Linked DNA regions of Homo sapiens: region 1 is linked to region 2. The links are chromatin contacts, found by Hi-C or POLR2A ChIA-PET in ENCODE. All regions are on one chromosome and are shown on one strand. The core of a region is the stretch at or near the end of the contact, and the rest is flanking DNA. Distances in the headings are between cores, read along the strand shown. Region 1 has its middle 220 kb from the start of LINC00460. Region 2 has its middle 290 kb from the start of LINC00460.

The links. A loop is a pair of places that touch in the nucleus more often than their neighbours do. ChIA-PET counts read pairs that join two places held with the same protein, here RNA polymerase II (POLR2A). Pooled maps may share reads with other maps.
Region 1: a map of MCF 10A shows a loop between it and region 2 (8-fold over the local background). The contact joins two enhancer-like sites. A Hi-C loop is called at or near these places in 5 of 168 maps with a recorded cell type or tissue (Caco-2, MCF 10A, PC-3 and 2 more) and 3 of 50 pooled maps. POLR2A ChIA-PET finds 5 or more read pairs at or near these places in 5 of 52 experiments (AG04450, Caco-2, GM12878 and 2 more).

Annotation. Positions count from the first base shown.
Region 1 is chr13:106,153,617-106,158,104 of GRCh38, reverse strand. It overlaps the pseudogene RNA5SP38. Among named protein-coding and RNA genes, the nearest start is that of LINC00460, 220 kb to the left of the region's middle. Within about 2 kb of position 1,489, at least 5 of the 41 ENCODE cell types and tissues checked have a DNase peak (open chromatin) inside an H3K27ac peak, as active enhancers do; they include PC-3, where a contact is called at or near this core.
Region 2 is chr13:106,082,101-106,086,377 of GRCh38, reverse strand. No RefSeq gene overlaps it. Among named protein-coding and RNA genes, the nearest start is that of LINC00460, 290 kb to the left of the region's middle. Within about 2 kb of position 2,542, at least 3 of the 41 ENCODE cell types and tissues checked have a DNase peak (open chromatin) inside an H3K27ac peak, as active enhancers do; they include PC-3, where a contact is called at or near this core.

The sequences.
Region 1 (4,488 bases), core at 240-2,739, 73 kb before region 2:
CTGTGCAGAGACCCTGGGAGGTGGTCTGACCCAACTCTGCCACATGCGGGGGGCTCTATTTCACCACTGCTGCCTCCTTGGCACTGCTTTTTGAGGCACATTGATAATTTAGCTACTCTGTGTTAAAGATAGCGATGTAGACTGACTGATTAGCCTGATGTAAAAAAAAAAAAAAAAAAAAGCGTTTGGCAAATACAACCCTATGTGGTCCATATTTGAATATTTTTTCACAAGTCAACTGCTTGATTATATAGCTAAGAAAAACAAAGGCCAGAGATTTTACATGGCTTATCCAAGCTCTCTTCTCTTTAGGAAAATAAATTTCAGGAAGGTTGAACAATTGGCAGAGAAACACTGAAATAAAAATCAATGACATTGATGGGGCTTGGCCTCAGGGGGCCTTCCGCTGGTTTTTACCTATGGCCTGTATCTCTCAGTAGTTCCAGTTTCTGCTAATGACGTCCACTTGTAAGGAGGACAGAGCCTGGATTATAGGAGACGCTAGATACATATTGCCCAAATTGACAAATGAGTCAAAATGGGGAGCATATCAAAATCTATGTGGTGTGTGCATGTATTGAAAACATGTCCCAGAAAATCAAAATATTGTGCCTCCCAAAGAATCATACACCTACCCTCATCCTCCACTTTTTCCTCTCTTCCCTTTCCCAGGACCTATATGAGAGTATTAATTGCAGACTGACCCCAATAACGACAGAGTTTGAATAAGAAATATAGTAGTGTAGTAGGTTCACTGATTCTATGAAAAAATATGAAGCAACAAAACAGGGCACATGTGGTATAAACAGCATGGGATATGGGTGGATAGACCATTTGTTTAAAGTTTACGGCAGATATCATCACTGTAATACACAATATATCATGGGACAAGTTATATTAGGCTTTATGTAAATAGAGGCAATGATATGGGAACAATGGCTTTTAAAATTTACCAATAGGGCACAATCTAGAATATTAAGCAAAAATTAGTCCAAACTTTGGTTGTATAAAATTGAAGAGAGGTAATTTTGATAGGGATAAATGCTAAACTATTGATAAAAAAAATACAGAAATATTTTTTAGGTGAGATGTTGTGGTCTAAGGGTACTGTTTGTGAGAATAGATGGCTGCTTTCATTCAGAAAGGCAACATGGCGTTAAAGGTAGTTATTTCGTGAGGCCTAGCAGAATAGGTTACACTGAGACCAGAAAATACATTAAGTGAGTATCAGCTTAATAAGCAATGAATAGACAGAAGAAGACGCCCTGAGGAAAAGAGGTGCACTGTGAGCTTGAGAACCAGACCATACTGCAAGTCACCATCCCTCCGTGTTCTCCAAGGAAGGAGATGATGCACTTTCTTAACTCCTGTAATTTCTGTGGCTGTGACTCACTGGGCTGGTGTAAGAGAACAAGTATTTACACCGCTGTTCTCAATCAGTAGTCAAGCTTTGAAAAGGAAATAAGGAATAACTTTCCCATATTTGGAGGTAACAAGTGTAGCAAGATGGCACAATCCCTCCCTCTCAAAGGAGCTATGAGGTTTTACTAATAGTGGCTATTACTCATCCAGAGGCCAGCGCCTCTGCCAGCACAGGGTCCCCTTATACTTTACTGGAGAATTTTAGTTTTTATCATAGAGCATTGATGTGTCACATTAAAAATGTTTACAAAGCATTTTATAATCATTATTTACTGCCTTACATAGCAACCCCACGCTGCAGTTCAGTCCTGCCTTTTAAACAGCATGAACCACCTACTCACACATAGGACCCAACTCCAGAAGGCTCCTCTTGACATTTTTGGCTGAACTATCATTTAATCTGGATCAAAGTTAAATTTTAAAAGTTGCTGTGGTCAAAGAAAAAAGGATAGATAATTTAGCTTTCTTTTGTGCTTTTAGGATTACGATGATAGCAGATTTGTAAGAAAAGAAAATTCCTTTAAAATTAAAGGTCATGTCTTTGACTCTGTCAATTTCTCTTTGTTCAAAAATGAATAAGAAGATATTAAAGAAAAATATACAAGCACAAAAGGAGTCATTAAAATTTATTTTCCAAGCTATTTGTTGAATATAGTGTAGAAATGAGTCAGGAACAGGACATTTTTTACACTAAAGGGATTAAACAGAAAGACCAAAGCTAGTTTGTGCCTTTTAAATCAAATTGTTTTCAATGTCTGCAATGTAGACTGCATTTATGACTTGACATTTATTAAAAATAGCATCAGTTAATTTTTCAATTTTTAAGGAATTCAATAAAGTAATGTCTTAGTTATGCTTGAAAGTTATGTTGGAGGCTAGACCGTGGAAGAAATGTATTAGGTTAATTTAAATTTTGGTTGATATTAATTCATATCTTAAAGAAAAAACAGTTCTTGTGATTCCAGTGAACATGAGAAATAGTCTATGAAACAGAATTCTGGGAGAACTGCTACATGACTTGAGTCATTTTAAGCTAGACGGACTCAACATTCAGGAATATCCCTTGGGGAATTTCCTGAAATTGACAATGAGTAAGACACCCTAGGAGAATCCTTTTCCATTTTGGAGGTGATTTCCCATGCTCCCTGTCTTATTTTTCTGTCTTCTGATTGAAATAGAAACCCCGACATGTGTCTACCACCAAACCACCCTGAACGTGCCCAATCTCATCTGATCTCACAAGCTAAGCAGGGTCGGGCCTCGTTAGTACTTGGATGGGAAAAATTCCAGCAAGTACTCGTTTTGTTGGTGCATATGTTATGATACGTGTGCACCAGTTACACAATAAAATAGTATTTGTAAAAAAGTATAAGCAGAGAGGAGTATGCGGTTGTTACTCAAAAGTAAATTATCAAGTAGACAAGTTAATTAGCAACTGATTCAAGGAATTTTTTGGATAATATTGTATTTCATTTGAATAAGGATGCATCTTAAAATCTACTGGTATACCTCTTTTTCCAAAATTGAAGTGAAAGTAGTAATACAATATGGAGCTTTGGAATTTATTCTGAAGGATACTGTAGCTTATGAGTGGTCATGGAGCTGATTAAATAAATGTTGTTTAAGCAATTACTCCCAGAGTGAACACAGTTTCTCCCATTCGGGGCATTTCCCTTACAACTTCTATTGTATTTCTTTGAATTTTGGAAATCACAACTGGCCTTGTATGCATTGTCGTTATGGTATCTCCCAAGAGATAGCAGCATTCCTACAGGGTTTAAGTGGAACTGATGCATTTATGTGCGTTTATTTATTTGCTCCAAGACATGATGTTTCCCCATTACTATGGTCAGAACTAGGAACGGAGCCTGAGAATTTGTGTCTAGGCCTTTATTCTAACTAACAACAACACTCGATCCCACTACAAAAAAAAAAAAAAAGTAATCTGCCATGTCAGAAAAAAAAAAGGGCCTTCAGCTCCAGTAAATTGCAGGGTTATACTTTAAAAGAAAAAAAAAAAGGAAAGAAAAGAAAAAAAAAAGTAAGGCAACTTTCATTTGAAAGGTTTAGGATTCTAGCAGGACATACTGCTTTTATATCTTTGAGTACTGCTCAAAGATTTCTGCTGAAGTACCATGCAATTTTCTCTAAGTGCATAGAGAACTCACATTCAAGCTTTTCTCTTCCTCTTTCGCCCTTTCATCCTGCAGTGTGCATTAGTGGAAAGGGCAGTGTTCTTTCCAGAGGAGAAGGAAGTTGATCTAGGAGAGGGTGAGCTGAGCCTGGGCTCCAGGCAGCCAGTGCTCTCTGCTGCCCTGGAATTGTGCCCCCTCTTTATAATGGGTTGAAATACTCACATTTTGGCAGTGGGTTGTGTTTGTGTGTGTTGTCACATTGCTATCGGGCCTTACTTATTTGAGCATGGAAAATGTTTCCTGCAAATAGTTTTACATAATTTCTTTTTCTGATGCTATGAAGGTTAGGATTCCTGTATGATCTATTTTTATAGTGAGACAAAGTTCTTCAAGAATTTTGATCTCTTCCTAGTCTTCAGCTTTTGGAGTTCATCAAATGCAAATCATTTTCAGCAGGTTAGTGCTTGTCTGACTCAGCCTTTGTTTTTGTACCTAGGTATTTTGTTCTTGTTGTGTTAGGCTATAGTTTAGAGATGGAGTAACTCAGTAGCGTTTTCTGCACTATTTTGAAATATATATGTATTTTTGAAATAGATGTGTGTGATTTCTACTTTGTATACAGTCATTGCTGAAAGATGGTTGTTTTGATTTTTGCCAGTGTAGCATGAGCCAAAACATATTCTCAATAATACGTAATATCATTTATGGTAATATCAAAAAGGCAATGACATACATATCTAATGTATTACTTGAACTGTTGAATTTTTTTTACCTGAGTTACCCAGTGGATCAGTTCAGCAACAATGACAGTAAGTCACTCTTAATGTCAGAGACTCAGAACTCAGTTCTCAGGATGCTCTTCTCTTCTGTCTTCATTTATCCCCTCTGTGGCCACAGCCCATCTCTTGGCACTGCTTGCTGTTTATATGCA
Region 2 (4,277 bases), core at 1,293-3,792:
CTAGGTTTAAACAAACTAAAACATTGCTTGACTTTTTTCATTGGATTATGTTGCTGTCATGTAGACAGAATTTGATGATCAGATCTGTGGGTTTTTGGTGAAGAGAAAGGAATACAGAGTGGGAGCATAGGTTTACATCATCTTTCTCAGATTTCATTCTACCTGAATTAATATGCCCTTCAAAATGGTGAAGGATTTAGCTCATTATATTCATTATTAGCTAATCTGGCTGTAATGAATTTGTTGGTTTACTGATTACAAATGGAAATCATTTGTATTATATTGTTGATTAGATATGTGCTCATTCTTCCTGCTATGGTGTGACATTTCTCTTTGCAATATTTTTTTAAAAACATGTATTTTTAATTTTTGTGGGGACATAGTAGGTGTATGTATTTATGGGGTACATGAGATGTTTTGATACAGGCATGCAGTGTGTAATAATCACATCATGAAGAATGGGGTCTCCATTCCATCAAGCATTTATCCTTTCTGTCTCAAACAATCCAGTTATATTCTTTTAGTAATTTTAAATGTACAATTAAATTATTATTGACTGTAGTCACCCCGTTGTGCTATCAAATAGTAGATTTTATTCATTCTTTCTAATTTTTTGTACCTATTAACCATCCTTATCTCCTCCCCCCCCGCCCCCCCTCCCCACCCCCCACACACACAGTCCCACTACCCTTCCCACCCTCTGGTAACCGTCCTTCTACTCTCTATGTCCGTGAGTTCAATTGTTTTGATTTTAGATCCCACAAATAAGTGAGAACATCAATGTTTGTCTTTCTGGGCCTGGCTTATTTCACTTAACATAATGATCTCCAGTTCCATCCATGTTGTTGCAAATGACTAGATCTCATCCTTTTTTATAGCTGAATAGTTCTGCAAAATTCTGTCCTTAAAATCTGATTTACTCAATCTTGAAGAATATTCTTTAAGAAGATTCTTAAGAACTATTTGAGAAGAGTAATTGTAAAGTATATAAATTCTATAATTTTTTTTTCAGAATTAATGTATGAACCTGATTAGATCATGTGAAGGTAAATTTTTTTTTTTTTTTTTTTTTTTTTATCAATAGAAGCAACTGTTTTTGCTCAGAAATAAAAGCAAGGAATTACCCAGTTACATTTAAAGCTGTCTGCGTTAGAGGAGTGGTTGTTAAAAATGAAGCTTCTCAGATCCATCCAGCCCTGAGCATGATGAACTCGGGAGGAGGGCTTGGGACTCTGCATTTTAATTAAATTCCTCAACAGACAGTTACATACATTAAAGTTTGGGAACCCCCAGTTTCACAGTAACTTATCAAGTCAGAGCTAGATATCAAAATAGTTCCAATAAGGGATGTTTGAAGATGAAGGGTAACCCCAACGTCTGATGAATTCACAGACTCCCTCAAGCTTCGTTTTTTCTTAAAGTAAGTTTGGACTGTTTCTGGAAGCCCCCAAAGTACTTCCTAGCAGACACCCACCAACAGCCCACAGACGGGGTCCTCCTGAGATGGCCATTTGCCCACTGCCTCTCCTGCTTGCTCTCTCCCCTGCTTCTGTAACGTCTACTCCACCCAAACACGGATATTCCAATGTTCCAGGTAAGGGGACAGAGGCATGCAGGCTTCCCATTCTCAGGGTGCTGGTTTGGATAAAGGCCCGAGAAGAGTTTCCTTCAGCTCCCTGAACCAAACTCACAATCTGGGTCATTTATGCTTTGTCTGGTTGACAGCATGTGGCCCTCGTAACCAAGGGGTGATTCAACCCTGGCCACAGGGCTGAACGTGGACAAGGCCTTCCAGGCTCGCCATTTTATTTCCACTCTTTTTTTTTTTTTTTAAGTTCTACCTTCACTAAAATTCCTACTCGTCACCACTCACAGATCAAACAAAAAGAAAAGCTTTTTTTTTTGGGCAAATGATGGAGCCCAATGTGTGTGTGTGTGTGTGTGTGTGTGTGTGTTTGTGTTAGAATGTTAGTGCCTTATAAAGAAAGTGAGCAACAGGCAATTTAATATCTTGCAATTAAGAGTAAGTTTTCCAATCATGAAGTTCTCATAGGTGTGTGGTGCCTTCTGACATTGAAAAAATAAGGTGACATGTGCAGGAGTAAATCACTCTGCTACAAAAGGGGCAACTTGAAAATGGAAAACTGAGACTAAGAGGAAGTGGCCAAAGGTCCTTCACGTTGATGGACCTAGTGAAAGCCAAGCTGTGCTATTAAATATTTACCAGCTGGCTCCTCCCCCTGCAAATCAAGCCCTGATTTGTAGCACTTGCCAATTTCTGTTGTATTCATATTCCCATCATGGTCTATTTAAACTGCCAATATAATATCAATTGGCTTGCAGAATTTCTAAATATTTAATAAAGGGCTCTTGGTAGCTGATAGGACCACACCATTGTGTTTGGAAAAAAGGAAACACGAAAGTCATGCAGGTAAACGTTCACTTAACAAAATTCTAGACAGAGACAATTGGCTATTTTCCTAAGGCTATGTGGGTGTCAAAGTTGGGGACTTCCCCACCACAAAGCCTGTTTAGAGCAGCAGTCTCAATGGGGCAGTGCTGCCTCCTAGAGGATTTCTATTCCAGGGAAATTCCTGGGGGCAACTTTTGTTGTCACAATGGACTGGGGGTCAGAATGATCACTGGACAGGGGCCAAGGATATTAGACATCCTCCAAATGCCAGGTTTGTACTGAAAAGCAGAATGTTATCCTGAGTTCTGCACAAAATTCTAAAGTCTCAACAAATAATCTTCCAGGTTAAAAAAAAAAAGCATTAAATAACTCTGCTTTATGTATAGTATTTCTTTGGCATGAGTTTAATATAGGTAATGGATCTTATAGGAATACAGCTACTGTAAAAGTTGAGGTATATTTGCATTTTTTGGTTCAAAATCATACCAAGAACTGTTTACCATCCAAGTCCAGGATAGCAACAGGACTCACTGGATTTGAGTCTAATATAACACACCTGTCTCAGACAGCATTTGCAATTGGCAAATGTTGTGCCATGTTTCCACGTAGAGCAAAAACACCTGAATTTTTTTTTAGTCTTTTTTTTATATTTTAGGTCTTCTACTGTAGTTATGTCTGAGCATTTAAAATTGAAATACACATTATTTTGTTATAATTTATCACTTAGTTTCTCTTTCATATGTAAACAGTATATACTTTTATTTCTTTTTTTGAGACAGAGTTTCACTCTTGTCGCCCAGGCTGGAGTGCAATGGTGCGATCTCAGCTCACTGCAACCACCGCCTCCCGGATCCAAGCAATTCTCCTGCTTCAGCCTCCTAAGTAGCTGGGCTTACAGGCACCCGCCACCACACCCGGCTAATTTTTGTATATTTTAGTAGAGATGGGGTTTCATCACGTTGGCCAGGCTGGTCTCAAACTGTTGATCTCAGGTAATCCACCCGCCTCAGCCTCCTGAAGTGCTGGGATTGCAGGCATGAGCCACTGAGCCCAGCCACATTTTTAAGCGTAGTATATACGTAAGATATATAAGGAATTTTATTTTGGGATGGTAAAAAAAGTATTGTATACCACAGTAGAATTTATGCTAGGGCTATTACTGACCCCTCTCAAACTTTATCTGAATTAGTGCCTGAGCTGGTCATTCTAAAATCAACTCAAAGGTCAATTGGGTCTGGGGCAGCCCAGGAGATTTAGCTGAAAATTGTGCTCTCTGTTCCAAGCTTAAGGACAAAAGGTAACCAGAGCTCAGCTTATTGTCTGGGTTCTTAAATTTCGTGAAGGTAATGTGTGATGTGGCCCAGAAAATTGGTAAAAACGAAGTGAAACTGTTGTATCACTAGAAGGAGCCATGATCACTACCCATGATAGGGATACGTTAAGACAGAAGGTGAGAATAAAACGGGTATGTGCACATAATTATGTAAACAATGTGTAACATTACCATAACATTGGGAAAAGTATGAATGAAAAGATTCGCTTTGGTCATGTGTGTTACATACCTTGTGCAAGTTGTATGTATATGTTTGTGCATACATATAAGTATATACTCACAATTTTCCATATATACACACACACAAGTATATTTGTGTGTGTGTATATGTGTGTGTGTGTATGTTTGTGTGTGTGTGTGTGTGTGTGTGTGTGTATATATATATGCATCTGTGAGCTTTTTCAGACTAGGGCCCGAGAGTATTTTATTTGTATCCCTATCACTTAAGAAGGTGCTTGCCTGTACAAGGAACTCAGGGAGTGTTTAATGCATTCATGCACGTTTGAGCGAATAATGGTAGAATCTCTGAAA